2 separate regions of the Homo sapiens genome follow, and region 2 is linked to region 1. Evidence: read pairs that join two places in POLR2A ChIA-PET (ENCODE). Cell type or tissue: GM12878. All regions are shown on one strand.

Region 1 (8,000 bases):
TTATTAGCAAGAGATTCTTGTACTTTGTATACCCTTAGGATATATAGGTTTGTTTCAGAGGCCTGTGGAGACCCTGGAAATATAAGCCAAGCTGTTTAGATATAAGCTATTTTTTGGAGAAGGCTCACAGATTCATATCATATATTCAAAGATATTCATGAGCCAGAAAAAAATAACCACTTAAAAAACCTTTTAAAAATACCATACTGGGCCAGGCACGGTGGCTCAGGCCTGTAATCCCAGAACTTTGGGAGGTTGAGGTGGGTGGATCACCTGAGGTCGGGAGTTTGAGACCAGCCTGACCAACATGGAGAAACTCTGTCTCTACTAAAAAATACAAAAAATTAGCCGGGTGTGGTGGTGCATTCCTGTAATCCCAGCTACTCCGGAGGCTGAGGCCAGAGAATCACTTGAAATTGGGAGGCAGAGGTTGCAGGGGGCCAAGATTGCACCATTGTACTCCAGCCTGGGCAACAAGAGTGAAATTCTGTCTTAGAAAAAAAAAAACAAAAAAACAAAAAAAACCACACTGGTAATATTACAATGAACATTTTTCAGCCAAGGAAACAAAAAAAAAAAATATGTATTTCAGAGAAATTTAAAGAAAAATGTCAAGGGCTAAGATTATTGAGTACCTGTTTTTCTAACTTGAATTGATAGATTTTCTTGGACCAGAGTTAACAAGGGCTAATGGACCTTTACTAAGATGAAGATATTTTACATACATATGAATTTTTTGGGGAAAAATTATTCAAATTCCTCTCCTAAAAAATACATTTCCTTCTTTTGTATTTTATCAAGTCATTCATCAAAAGTATAATATTAATAACAAATGGTTCATGTTTGGTAAACTTTAATTTCTAGAATATTTAGGAAAAAATTTAAAGTATTATTTTCAGGCATAAACATGACTATGGTTTAAATTTTTTTAAAAAATTATTTTCAGTTCTTCTTGTATTTCCTGGAACCCAAATTCCTACAGATAATGGTCCAACTCGAATGTTTAACTAAATTCTAGACTGAAGATGGTCATATAAGTAGAGTAATAACTTCAATTAGCTGACTGTGATGGCTAATTTTATGGTCAACTTGATTGCACCACAGGGTGCAAATTTAAACAATATTTCTGGGTATGTCTGTGAGGGTGTTTGGGGTGAAATTAGCATTTGAATTGGTGGACTGAGTAAGTTGACTGCCTTCTCCAATGTGGATGAGCTTGATCCAATCTGTTGGGGGCTTGAATAGAATACAAGGTAGAAGAAGGAGGAATTCACTCATTTTTCTTTCTGCCTGCCTGCTTGTGGTGAGACATCCATCGATCTTTTCTCTGCTCTTGGAGCTGGAATTATACCATCAGCCTTCCTGGGTCCCCAGTTACAGTTGGCAGATCAGATCATGGGATTTCTTAGCTTCCATAATCATGTGCACCAATTTCTTATAATAAATCTCCATATACTTCTCTCTCTCTCTCTCTCTCTGTGTGTGTGTGTGTGTATGTGTGTTTATCTCCTATTAGGTCTGTTTATCTGGAGAACCCAGACTAATACACAGACTTCTACTTAAAGAATAGATCTTGGTTTCATAACAAAAGATTAATGCTGGAGTATACATTCATCAGTGTATTAGGCTGAGATGAAACATTCAAGTTTTGGCTATGTCCTTTGGTCACAGGCATCCTAACCAGAGTGACTCCATCTTGAACAAAGGCCAGATAAGGCCAAACTGGCTGGGTTACATTCCCAGGGGGTTGGGCACGCCTGGTCATAAGATACTTACAGTTGAGGGAACGAGTTAATGATGCTAACTAACTAAATAAAAACCTAGAACTTATAGAAATGTCCTGATATTTTAAACAGAAAAAACATTCTTAGTTTAATAAGAAGTTTTGCTTTAGAGATAGTAGTGCATTCCTAAATTCTTGCTGAAATCAATATTAACATAGGAAAATAACAATACTAATAGCCTGTCACAGCTGATCACAAGCTTTTGTAATAAAGTACACTATTCTTAACCTTAATAACCCATATAAGCCAGCATTCCATTTAAGATAGGGACATTCCTCCCCTTTCTTTCTGAGGATGCTCTACTCTGTAATACAGCAGTTGCTAATAAATTGTTTTAAATATATTCTGTGACTTTCCCTGAATTCTTTCCCATGTGACATTCAAGAACCCGCTCTTGGGGTCTGGACAAGACCCCTTTTCCAGGTACACCTTTATTGGACTTTTGATCATTTGAATAAGAGGGTCCTGACTCAACTACCACCCCTGAAACTCCAATTCAGTAGATGGACCATGTGGTAAAATGGACACTAGTTCATAACCTTAGTCCAATCATAGCTGTGTGACTAGGGCTCCGTGTCACCTTCTCTCTCTCTCATTTTAAAGTAAAGAGTTGAAGAGAATGGTTGTGTACATTATAATACAGTTACTATTGCATTTTCTATGTCTTACCTAACATACACCACAGTGTCAGGGATCCATGCAAGTATGCTGAATACAGCACCTGGAGATTTTTACTTATTAAAGGGTTTCTATACTCCATTTTGCATATCCATTATGTGACCTATTGAATCCTCAGGCTACTTAAACTCATAGAATTAAGCAAGTCACAGTACGCTCAGAGGAGAAGCAAGTAGTTCTTCCCATCTAGTTCAACCACGGTAACTTTCCTTGTTCTGTCATAGCCAAAGAGCTTTAGATTGTCACAGCCAAAGATCTCCTTTAATTCTGCCTGGGGATGAGTGTCACTGAGTTGCCTCATAAAGGATCTTGAAACTTAACCCTCAACTGTAAGGAATGTAGGTTGACTCAAATGTAAGCTTACAACTGATCCAATAAATATTTCATTCAGGGATGATTACAGTTCCTCTAAGAAGACAAAGGGATAGTTGGTTGTTTAAAAATCCAGGGAATGAAACGAGAAAGCCAAAGACGAGAAGATTAGACTGTACATTTTTGCCTACTTCCTGTTGAATTCACTTCCTGTCCAGTCTAGGGAGGGCAGGATGAGACCATGATACTGGTGTCAAATATTCAAGAACTGACGCCCTGATGCCCTGTGGTCAGAACACATTTATAGACCAAAAAAAAGGGAAGTGACATACAGAAATCGGCAGTGAGGTACAGAAATAGCTGGACTGGCTACATATTGGCGTTTGTCTTATTTGAACACAGTTTGAACACTTAGCAGTCTGTGAGTGGTTGAAGTACGGCCGCTGGGATTGGCCAAGACTCAGTTACTGTTACAGGCACATACTTCCAAGTTAGGTTTTCAATCTTATCTGCCTATTAAGCTAGATTACAGTTCATCCACGAGGACTCAAATGTAGAAGTAAGGAGGCCTTCTCAGGCCATATTTAGTTTGCTTTAACATGTGTTAATCCTGCAAATATCAATTGAAATAATTTTTAGTAGGAAATCAGAATAAACAACTGACAGCGGATTGTGCGATTCATTTTCCTTCCTTAAAAATGGAGTTTAGTAAGGCGGGTGGATCACGAGGTCAAGAGATCGAGACCATCCTGGCTAATATCGTGAAACCCCATTGCTACTAAAAATACAAAAATTAGCTGAGCATAGTGGCGTGCGCCTGTAGTCCCAACTCCTCGGGAGGATGAGGCAGGAGAATCGCCTGAACATGGGAGGCAGAGGTTGCAGTGAGCCAAGAGGGCGCCACTGCACTCCAGCCTGGCGACAGAGCGAAACTCCATCTCAAAAACAAACAAATAAACAAACAAACAAAAAACCACAACCCTGCACTCCTGCACTACAGCAGTCTCCTAATCTTCCTTTATAACTCGTCTTCATGTTTCTCTAGTCAATTGTTACATCTAACTTTATATTTTTGGCTGCTGTAATTTTTAGTTTGTTCCTTTCGTTTTTTTCCCCTTACGAATAGGCAACACTTAATAAAATCTTTTTTTAAATCGTTTCATTTTAACTTCAATTTTCTCTTCCTTGCTCTATTTAAATTTTGTTTCTTCAGCATTCTTCATACAATCTATTTCCTAGATATTTGATTATTTTTCCATTTCTCTACAGGAAAAGGCATATTCAAATAGTATTAAGTACGTTCCATTTGTATCTCCATTTAACCATGAAAAGGATATACACAGACATCCTGGAAGGTCTTCCTTTAACTAACAACATATTAAATTCAAGAATTTTTATCTCCACTTCGGGAGGCCAAGGCAGGTGGATCACTTGAGGTCAGGAGTTTGAGAGCAGCCTGGCCAACATGGTGAAACCTGTCTCTACTAAAAATACAAAAATTAGCCGGGTGTGGTGGTGTGTGCCCGTAATCCCAGCTACTAGGGAGGCTGAGGCAGGAGAATCGCTTGAACCCGGGAGGCAGAGGATGCAGTGAGCCGAGATCGCGCCACTGCATTCCAGCCTGAGCAACAACAGTGAAACTTCGTCTCAAAAAAAAAAAAAAAAAAAAAAAAAGAATTTTTAGCTCAAGATTTTTGTTTAAATAATGTTGAAGTGTAAAAATTGACTTGTTTCACATCAATGGTGTAATGACAATAAACTAAACTTTAAAAAGCAGGACAAAAGGTGAGTTTTTTGCTTGTAAACTCTATCCAGACTCAACAGCAAAAAAAAATTGCACGAAGATGTTTATACTTTTAAAATCGTCTTAATAGCTGCCCTGCTTTATTTTTGCTTTTATAGTTAAAGAGAAAAAAAAAAGCTTTTATTTCCTTAATCTCTCTAGAGCATGAAACAAAGAGGAAACATTAATGCATTCTCAGCTGGTGTCTTTTTTTTTTTAATGCACTTTCTGCTTTCATAAGCCTGTGTCTTTCTAAAAGCAGCTCCTTGATGAGGTGAAAGAACATTAAAAAAAAAAAAATGAGGCAGAAGCCTGGGTCCTTGCCCTAATTCTGCCCCTTATGAGCTCAGTGAGCTTGGGCAAGATCCTTCAGTATCCACCATCAGTTTGCTCATCCATAAAATGGGGTAACTATATCTGCTTCCACTTCCCTACTTAGTACTTGTTAAAGACCAAGCAAAACAATACAACGGGAAGTTAAACACTGAGCCGCTGTGAAACATACGCTATAGTTCCTGCTTGCTGACAGTCCACCTTGACAGGCTCATTGAAAAAAAGTTGAAGATTTAAAGAAAACTTCGGGAGGCTGTGGCTGGTGGATCACCTGAGGTCAGGGGTTCAAGACCACTCTGGCCAATATGGCAAAACCCTGTCTCTACTAAAAAAAATTAGCTGGCCATGATGGCGCACACCTGTAGTCCCAGCTACTCAGGAGGCTGAGGCAGGAGAATCCTTTGAACCCAGGAGGTGGAGGTTGCAGTGAGCTGAGATCGTGCCAATGCACTCCAGCCTGGGTGACAGAGTGAGACTTTGTCTCAAAAAACAAAGAAGCAAACAAAACTTTATAGCATTATTCACAGTAGCCAAGAGGTGGAAGCAGCCCAAATACCCATTGACAGATAAATGGATAAAGAAATGTGGTCTATACATGTAATGGAATATTACTCAGCCTTGAAAAAGAAGGAAATTCTGTCACATGGGACAACATAGATGAATCTTGAGGATATCATGCTGAGATAAGCCAGTCACAAAGGGACAAATATTGAACACATGGAGATAAAGAGTGGAAAAATAACAGACTGAAAAGGGTGAGTGGGGGGTGCAGGGAGGAGGAAGAGAGGTGGGTTAAAGGGTACAAACATACAGTAAGATGGAAGGAATCAATTCAGTGTTTGACAGCAGAGTAGGATGACTATACTCAACAAAACTGCTGTACTTGGGTGACGGACACTCTGAGTCCCCTGACTTGATCATTATGCATTATATACCTGTAAAAAATGTCTTAGCTACCCCATAAATTTGAGCAAATAAAAAAAAAATTGTAGCATGGTAGTTGTCTGGGGCTGAGGCAGGGCAGGGTGATAAGGAATTGTTCAGATGATATAGAGTTTCAGATTTGCAAGATGAAAAGATTCTAGGCATCTGTGGCACAACAGTGTGAAATACTTCATACAATTGTACACTTACGAATGGTTATGAGGATGAAAAAATGCTTGGGCCATTAAGTAAATTGCGAATTGAGATTTAAAATGAAAATAATCTAAAATGGCAGGCGTTGTTGGACCCCATAGTTAGCAATCATCTTGCTAACCTTAGAGAGAATCACATTGCTGGTTAACGTAGGCTCTGCCTCCAGAGGGTCAGTCACTAACAGTGGGGGCTTATATAATTTAAAGTGCCCTTCTCTGGTCATCAGCACTGCCTTCTCCAGCAGTGTTGGGGTCCACCCATTTGCCATTTGGCTCATAATGCTTTTTTTTTCTTTTCTTTGTTTTTTTTTTTTTAAGAGACAAGGTCTTTCTGTGTCATGCAGGCTGGAGTATATTGGTGCAGTTATAGCTTATTGTGGCTTCTAACTCCTAGGCTCAAGCAATCCTCCTGCCTCAGCCTTCTGAGTAGCTGGAACTGCAGGCATGTACCACCATACCTAACTATTTTTGCTTATTTTTTGTAGAGATGAGATCTCACTGTGTTGCCCAAGCTGATCTCAAACTCCTGGCCTAAAGCTTTTCTCCCACCTCAGCCTCTCGAAGTGCTGAGATTACAGGCATGAGCCACCATGCCAAGCCTACAGTGCTTTAAGTCTGATAGCTACCACATTACTCAGTGATACACATTTTTAGCATGACCATTAGACCATGAGCTTCTTGAGGAAGAAACCACCACATCTAACACATCTTCAATTTCCCTTCCTTAAATTCCAACTCGATAGCATGATACCACTCATCAAATGTTTGCTAATTAAATACATTCTACTTTTTTCCACAGTTTTCAACATCTTTTATGTAGCCATTGATGGGGCAAAAACTTGTAAGAACAGAGAGGGTTGACTGTTTTAAGCTCTGCGTAAAAGTCTTCATGTCGTTCCCTGTTAACATCTGGTGGAGAAAAAGGGAGGGAAGAACTGCATATTTATTGCTGTGTTTACAATGATACAACAAAGACATTCAGTTATAGTGCTCTAAGATAAAAAAAAAAAGCTTGAACTGCAATTTATAATAATCCTTCCTTAATCTATTTATGGTTTTAAAATAGCCAGAAGTCTATGAGAGCAGCCTGGCCAACCTGGTGAAACCCCATTTTTGCTAAAAATACAAAAATTAGCAGGCTGTGGTGGTGCACACCTGTAATCCTAGCAACTTGGGAGGCTGAGGCAGGAGAATTGCTTGAACTCGGGAGTCAGAGGTTGCAGTGAGCCGAGATTGTGCCACTGCGCTCCAGCCTGGGTGACAGAGATTCTGTCTCCAAAAAAAAAAAAAAAAAAAAAAGGTAGTAGTAACAAGGATTCTGGAACCATCAGGTTCCTTTTAAAACATGTGACTGTTACCCATAAGAAAGTTAAAACTAGCTTAACAGGTCGATTGCCAAGATAAATATAACCATAAATAAACAGAGAGCAATGTGTAATTTTGTTCCCAAGTACTTGGTGTTACTCAGAAAAGAGCCTGTGAGAGGAGCAAGAGAGAGTTCAATTGCTCTTGATAACTCAGGCAGAGATCTGCACCCATGTGACTAAGAGGCAGAAAGCACATCTCAAAGTTAGAGTACAGGAGACAAGGCCCATGCCTTCGTCACTGGGATGGGTGGGGATGCAACCTGACCTGCCATGGCAACTGCTGTGAGATCAAGCAAGTGTGTCAATGCCAGTCATATCCCAGGCAGCTCTGCAGTCCCTGGACATCTCAAATCTACCTTACAGCAGTCACCAACAAGTGACAAACAACTAAGCTGATAGTGACCATGTAAAATAGTGTAAGACCGCACATAACTACAGAGGAGGCAAAGACACTTGTTTCATTACTTTCCATTCAGATTCCTCACAACACCCTGAACTGCTCCACGGCAGGTGCTGTGTGCCCCAGTTGCCTGTGCCCATCACAAGGGCTAGAGTAGGGAAAGACAGGTCCAGGAACCTTGTGCTTTATACGTAACAGCTTATTCAA
Region 2 (8,000 bases), 81 kb before region 1:
TTTACTTTTAGTTTCGGGGTACATGTCCAGGTTTGTTACACAGGTAAACTGCATGTCACAGGGGTTTGGTGTACAGATTATTTTGTCACCCAGATAATGAACATAATGCCCCAGGAGGTGGTTTTTCTGATCCTCACCCTCCTCCCATCCTCCACCCTCAAGTAGTCCCCAGTGTCTTATGTTCCCTTCCTGGTGTATGTTCTCAATGTTTAGCTCTCACTTATAAGTAAAAACATGCGGTTTTTTTTTTTTTTTTTTTTTTTTTTTTTTTTTTTGAGATGGAGTCTTGCTCTGTCGCCAGGCTGGAGTGCAATGGTGCGATCTTGGCTCACTTCAACCTCTGCCTCCCGGGTTCGAAGTGATTCTCTGCCTCAGCTTCTCAAGTAGCTGGGACTATAGGCACACACCACCATACCCAGCTAATTTTTTTTTTTTTTTAGTAGAGACGGGGTTTCACAATGTTGCCCAGGATGGTCTCAATCTCTTAACCTTGTGATATGCCCGCCTCAGCCTCCCAAAGTGCTGGGATTACAGGTGTGAGCCACCGCACGTGGCCCCCGTATTTGGTTTTCTATTCCTGTGTTAGTTTGCTTGGGATAATGGCCTCCGGCTCCATCCATGTTGCTGCAAAAGACATGATCTTGTTCTTTTTTTTTTGAGATAGAGTCTCACTCTGTCGCCCAGGCTGGAATGCAGTGGCACGAATCTGGGCTCACTGCAACTTCCACCTCCCAGATTCAAGTAATTCTCCTGCCTCAGCCTCCCGAGTAGCTAGGATTACAGGCTCCCGCCACCATGCCCAGCTAATTTTTGGATTTTTAGTAGAGATGGGGTTTCACCATGTTGGCCAGGCTCGTCTTGAACTCCTGACCTCAGGTGATCTGTCTGCCTCGGCCTCCCAGTGCTGGGATTACAGGCATGAGCCACCATGCCCGGCCAATCTTTGTTCTTTTTTATGCATGCCTCTACTTTTATATGACTGAATGCATCTCACCATCTGAGTGCTCTCAATAACCCAGGAATTAATGAAAGTCAATTCTGGGGTGGAGGTCTCAAAACACAGAGGAATCCGTCTGAACTAAATGAACTTGACAATTATGAAAAGCCAGTTAATGAGGATGGGTGTTCCAAACCACAAAGCATATTCTGTTTCACTCATCTGCTGACGCTTGAAAAAAATACTTGCTCACAGTAAAGTATTATCACTGACAAAGGGATTTGCATCTTAGATAAACAAATAAGATGTAAGATGGAGAAAAGAGAAATCCAGCGATTCGTATTTAAGAAAGGCCTTGCCCATGTCCCATCCTTTCACATTGGGAGAGGCATGCTGCGTCCTTAGACCCGTCTGCATACGATTCCATGGAAAATTCAGTACATCTACGAGAAGCCTTTCTAGTGATTCTTTCAGAGAGGGACAGACAACCTCACAAATCCTAGGAGGGATTATTCAGCCCCAGCTTCTTACATAACTCATCTAATTGCCATCTGCACAGGCAGTTTTAACTTGTTTCATACTTCGCTTCTCTTTAAGTGCTTAACAGTGGGTAGAACTGAAAATTGAGTTTCTCAGGTGAAAATGAAACTAACGGATGACAAGAGCTGCCACTGCCTGATGATGTCTGAGAATGTCATCTCTCAAACATCTCCCAGCCATACCAGGCAGCTACAGACAGTGGGATTAGTCACCAGGGCTATGATGTGCCAGACTATTTTTCAGTAAATGATTAAGGTTTCAGATTTTCCTCTGCCCTGGAGCCTGAATTTAATACTCTATGACCTTAGCTCTTTTCATTAATGATAATAATTTGACACTTTCCCAAATAGGGTGAAAATCAGGTGCTGGACTGAAGTTTTTTAAATGCAGGAAAATGCAAGATTTGTGATGCTATCAATAAACCATATTACCAGCCTCCTTGTTAATACATAATAAAGGATACAGAATACAGCAGACAACAGTACACAGATAGTGGTATAATCTAAGTTTTATGCAAACACTTGACATCTGTCTCATACCTGGAGTAGAATTTCCCTTGCTTGGCTCTCTGTTCATGCTGCAGCCTCATGTTTTCTAGTTTGACTGGGCTTGGAATGAATCCGATTTCACAGCCTTCTTTTACCAATCGCCCTATCCACCAGTCATTGTTAAATTTCTAAACACAAAATCAAAAGCATTAAAAATCAGTGCACAGAAGGTCAAATCCTTGTTCTTCCACACTATTTTCAGTCGAGAGAAATATGGCAATGACCATTAACTATGCCTTAAATATTATCATTCAAGAAACCCTTCGGCTCATGGGTTTCACATGTAAGAAATGCATTTAGCGTCCTCAGCAATCTATCAAAGGCTCTGCGTTCCTTGTCTGTCCTGGTGCTGCCGTAGGACCAGGCTGAATTCCCTTGCAGCAGCTGCTGTCACCATGAGTAGGGATAAGCTCTCTGGGTTCAAAGAATAACAGCCCATCCTACCAAGAGATCTTTAGGAAGTACTGTTACAGAAATCTTCCCCTTATATAATCAGACCAATTGGAATTATTGAGAGAAAGAGATAAATATTGAAGTGTACCTTAAATATTTCATGTCACAGGACAATTTACCTTTGTGCAAACAGTTTTATAAATATACAATGCGATGTTCACAGATGATTTCTCTACTTGTGTGATGTTGACAATTTATGTCTTGCAGGTGGAATATGTATCTTAAATCTTTGTGATTTGCCTTCTTTTTCCTCGATTGAATAAATCTGTCCTTGAACACGTCGAAGAAGAATATACATTCTGTTTTTCTTTTCCTTTCATGGTGGAAAGATCCCCCTTTCAGCATCAATCATCAAGAAGAGACCTCATAATAATCTAACTTCCTGGTGTAAAGTGAGATTCTAGGCACAGCTGATAACTTTTTCTATTGTTCCCACCTAGCCAGTATTTGACATCTCTTTTCAGAGGTTACCAAAATGGTAGGCTCTAAATTCTCTAGGCTCTTCTATTTTTAATCAAGACAGGGTCTTGCTCTGTCGCCCAGGCTGGAGTGCAGTGACATGATCCTGGCTCACTCCTGTCTTGAATTTCCAGGCTCAATCAATCCACTGGCCTCCTGAGTAGCTAGGACTACCGGTGTATGCTACCACACCAGGTTAATTTTTTTTTTTTTTTTTTTTTTAGAGATGGGGTTTTACCCTGTTGCCCAGGCTGGTCTCCTGGGCTCAAGAGATCTGCCTTCCTCGGCCTTCCAAAATGCTTGGAAGCATGAGCCATAGTACCCAGGCTTCTAGGTTCTTAGTGCTTGGATTACAGGCATGAGCCATAGTACCCAGGCTTCTAGGTTCTTTTTTTTTTTTTTTTTTTTTTCTTTGAGACAGAATCTCACTCTGTCGCCAGGCTCGGGTGCAGTGGCGCAATCTCGGCTCACTGCAACCTCCGACTCGCTGGTTCAAGCTATTCTTCTGCCTCAGCCTCTCGAGTAGCTGAGATTACAGGCATGTGCCACTACACCCAGATAATTTTTGTATTTTTAGTGGAGACGGGGTTCACCATGTTGGCCAGGATGGTCTTCATCTCCTGACCTTGTGATCCGCCCACCTTGGCCTCCCAAAGTGTTGGGATTACAGGCATGAGCCACCGGGCCCAGCCCTAGGTTCTTTTAATCGGCAGTTATCAACTCCTTTGCTGACAGCCTTTAGTGCAGTGAAGAGTTTCGATTTACACATACTTCCTATGACATATTATATATACCCTAGATGGAAGAGCTCCAAGTATAAATTCCTTCAGGTCCAAGAAAAACCTCAGGATCACACACTGAGAATATTCTACAGGGGAAATTTCTGGTCAGTTTACACAGTGCTCCACAAGGCAGGCATTTGATAAATGTTGACTCCAAACAAACCTTAATTAAGGATGAAAGTTTCCAATTTGCAGGTTGTGTCATTGCTCACTAGAAGGTGGAGACATTTAGCATGTAGGAAAAGGACTTTTCCTGATACCTCTTTGTTGCCTTATTGGTGTCAATTCTTACCATTCTCTCACCCACTGCAGAAATTTAGCATTTAAGGAGGAAAAAGGTCATCAGTAGTTTGTATTGAGACACTGTCAGCAGAGAGAAGAGTCATGAATTCTAGATATTATTATTAAACCCTCCCCAGATGCCTAGACTTCAGGCATCAGGAAAAACTACACCTAGTCAAGGTGAAACATTAAAAAAAAGTATAGGTTAAGCATAAAAAAGGATCATCTACTCTAGCAGTTCCCAATTTCTGGGCCACAGAGCCCCAGGGAGCGCTGAAGTTATTGCAAGAGGCCTGTGACTTCTTTCCACTTTAAAAGGTATATTTATATTAGCAGAGGTTGAGAGCCATTGATTTAGTTATGTGTGTTATACAACTGCAGCGATGTGCAATGCTACTTCACAGAAACGGCATATGAATAGGAAATAAGAAATGGTATGTCAAGGTGAAACATCATGCTGTTAGAAAATGAAATTATTCTCCTTACTTCCTTAACATGCAGAAAATCTTTTGCTTCGAATGAGATGGCCATGCCAGGCACTGGAACATCATCTTCATGGGCCGCACTGTAGCTGACATTTGTCCGAACCGCAAATGCAACGGGCTTTGTCTAAAGTGGGAAAAGGAAGAGGGAAAAAAATAAGAGCAAAACAACACTGTCCCTCCTTTTTCCCTCAAACACAAAGACATACTGAATAACTACTGTAATCATTGTTGGTTTCCCCTCTGCACTGGTTCTTTATCACAAAACAGCTTGTTCGTATTCAAAACACTTGAAATCTCCCAGCTGTGAGCTACATAACACCCATTTCTGAACTAGAAAAAGGCCATTGTTCTCTTTGAAAGCACTACAAGTAATGAAGGTGAAGAAGAGCCACGGAAATATGTGTTTTCAACATTGGCGCTTGTAGCAACTGTAAATCAGGAAACACAAACATGAATAAAATCCCCAGTTCTTCCGTTTCAGTGGAAAGGACTTAGTCACTGCCTTGCTACCCCAAACATCTACTTTAATTAATTAATCATTAAAGACATAATTCCGAAAGGTACAATCATTGAATGAGAAAAGAGCCGGGGAAAATATGCTACAACTATAGCAACTCTCATTCATGGCTGCAACGAATTATGAAAGCAATGACTTTTTCTTCTATTATTTCTCCTACTTGAGTTTGTTCAGCTACTAAAGATATTAATTAAGATCTCTTTCCTTATTTGATGCTTTGAAATTTTACAGATAAAGGGCCAGGAGTGGTGGCTCATGCCTGTAATCCCAGCATTTTGTGAGGCCAAGGCAAGAGGATTGCTTGACCCTAGGAGTTCAAGATCAGCCTGGGCAACATAGCAAGACCTCTTCTCACTAAAAATCAAAAACAAAAATTAGGCTAGGTGTGGTGGCAGGCACCTATACTCCCAACAACTTGGGAGGCTAAGGCAAGAGGATCACTTAAGCCCAGGGGGTCTATGCTGCAGTGAGCCATGATCACGCGACTGCACTCCAGCCCGGGGGACAAAGTCAGTCCCTGTCTCAAAAAAAAGAAAAAAACAAATCAAACCAAAAGAATTTACAGATAAGCATTTATTCTCTCTTTAGCTAATACCTATTTATCCACAAGATGAAAGAAACAGGTAAGCTCAGAAATGGTGAAAATGGTATTGTTCTAAGTGGTATTGTATTTCTTTCCCATTATGGGCAAGTGGATTGCTTCTATATATTTCTTTCTTTCTTTTTTTCTTCTTTTCTTTTTTTTTTTTTTTTACAGAGTCTTACTTTGTAGCCCAGGCTGGAGTGCAGTGGTGCAATTTCAGCTCACTGCAACCTCCTCCTCTGGAGTTCAATTGATTCTCCTGCTTCAGCCTCCCGAGTAGCTTGGATTATAGGCGTGAGCCACCACGCCCAGCTAATTTTTTGTATTTTTAGAAGAGACAGGGTTTCACTGTGTTGGCCAAGCTGGTCTCGAACCCCTGACCTTGGGTGATCTGCCCGCCTCAGCCTCCCAAAGTGCTGGGATTACAGGTACGAGACACCATGCCTGGCCTCTTCTATGTATTTCTTATATACATGATATATACAAAGTAACATAGTTTTTCATGTGATATTCCTTTTAACCTACTTTTTTTTTCTTTTTTTCCTTTTTTTTTTTTTTTTTTTTGAGGCGGAGTTTCGCTCTTGTTGCCCAAGCTGGAGAGCAATGGCATGATCTCGGCTCATTGCAACCTCCGCCTCCTGCATTCAAGCGGTTCTCCTGCCTCAGCCTCCCGAGTTGCTGGGATTACAGGCACCCGCCACCACGCCCAGCTAATTTTTTGTATTTTTAGTAGAGATGGCGTTTCACCATATTGGTCAGGCTGGTCTTGAACTCCTGACCTCAGGTGATCTGCCTGCCTTGGCCTCCCAAAGTGCTGGGATTATAGGCATGAGCCACCGCGTCCGGCTTAACCTATTCTTTAAAAAAATTATTTCGACCTCTCAGGAGAAGGGAGCAGTTTCTCCCTATTCAATGCGCTCTCTACCTGGACTTGCCAGAGAAGACACAGGGGAGTTGGAGTAGAGAGAACCCATTTTCATTTCCAAATTTTCCGAAGTTAATTTGTTCTACCTGCCTCTTGTCTGGGTTAAGACTGACTTAAGATCCCTGATGTTACTATGGTCTAGTCACAATTTGCAGATTGGGAAAGGAAAACCAAATTCTGGATATAGGCACAATAGACATGAGGTGGAGTTAAATATTTGGAAGCCAGTTATTGACATTCACTGTAATTTTTTTTTTTTTTTTTTTTTGAGACTGAGTCTCACTGTGATGCCCAGGCTGGAGTGCAGTGGCACGATCCCAGCTCACTGCAACCTCTGCCTTCCAGGTTCAAGCGATTCTTCTACCCTAGCCTCCCAAGTAGCTGGGACTACAGGCACCCGCCATCATGCCTGGCTAATTTTTGTATTTTTAGTAGAGATGGAGTTTCACCATATTGGCCAGGCTGGTCTCGAATGACATCCACTTTAATTTTTAGTGATACCAGGGATCCTGCTTCTTGTGTGGAATTATGGGAATTAAAAATACACGTAAATAAATGTGTACATTTATTTACCTGTACAACTGAAACACAATCCTTGAGAGTATGATGTTTCTATTTTTTCTAGAAATGTTCTTAAGTATATAAAGTTTACTTCCAGAGCTACAATCATAACATATTGCATTTCATCCAATATTAAACATAAAAAAATGAAAAAGCAAAAAATATATATTTTTTTAAAAGGCCAGGTGCCGTGGCTCATGCCTGTAAATCCCAACACTTTGGGAGGGCATGGTGGGAGCATCACTTGAGCCCAGGAGTTTGAGACCAGCCTGGGCAACAAAGTGAGACCTCATCTCTTATACACACACACACACACACACACACACACACACACACACACACACACAGTTTTTATACTTTTAAAAATATATTTTGGCCGGGCGTGATGGCTCATGCCAGTAATCGCAGCACTTTGGGAGGCCAAGGTGGGAGGATCACCTGAGATTGGGAGTTCTAGACCAGCCTGACCAATATGGAGAAACCCCATCTCTACTAAAAATACAAAATTAGCCAGGCATGGTGGCACATGACTGTAATCCCAGCTACTCAGGAGGCTGAGACAGGAGAATCACTTGAACCCGGGAGGCAGAGGCTGCAGTGAGCAAAGATCATTGCACCACTGCACTCCAGCCTGGGTGATAGAGTGAGACTCTATCTAAAAAAAAAAAAAAAGACTCCCTCAACCATTCACCATTCACCCTTCTTTGATACTTAGGTTCACAACATTATTCAGTATGAAAAATATTCTGCTTTGAAAAATGTTTGTACAAAAGCCTCTTTCTACTTAGAATTATTTTCTTAGGATGGAGTCCCAGAGGTAGCATGTGTCAGACATGAGTTATTAAGACTTTTAAATTTTTATTCTAAACTACTGTCCAAATGGGCCACACTGTTTTATACTGTACCCAGCACTAAAGCAAGGTGCACT

Evidence for each region. ChIA-PET counts read pairs that join two places held together with the same protein. Peaks named below come from ENCODE experiments on the same cell type or tissue, not always from the same donor. Only the 100,000 strongest peaks of a DNase experiment are listed, where the experiment ranks them.
Region 2: POLR2A ChIA-PET joins it to region 1 with 5 read pairs; 2 of 35 experiments call an interaction of 5 or more read pairs at or near these places.

What each region holds. Positions count from the first base shown.
Region 1 is chr10:18,413,809-18,421,808 of GRCh38, reverse strand. All of the region lies in intron 3 of CACNB2 (calcium voltage-gated channel auxiliary subunit beta 2), which reads right to left. Among named protein-coding and RNA genes, the nearest start is that of CACNB2-AS1, 120 kb to the left of the region's middle. In GM12878, no CTCF peak of the experiment used is centred here; a DNase peak (open chromatin) is centred at 3,067.
Region 2 is chr10:18,494,965-18,502,964 of GRCh38, reverse strand. CACNB2 (calcium voltage-gated channel auxiliary subunit beta 2) reads right to left here. Exons shown (of 14, transcript NM_201596.3): 4 at 4,488-4,610; 5 at 2,017-2,153. Among named protein-coding and RNA genes, the nearest start is that of CACNB2-AS1, 40 kb to the left of the region's middle. In GM12878, no CTCF peak of the experiment used is centred here; a DNase peak (open chromatin) is centred at 1,574.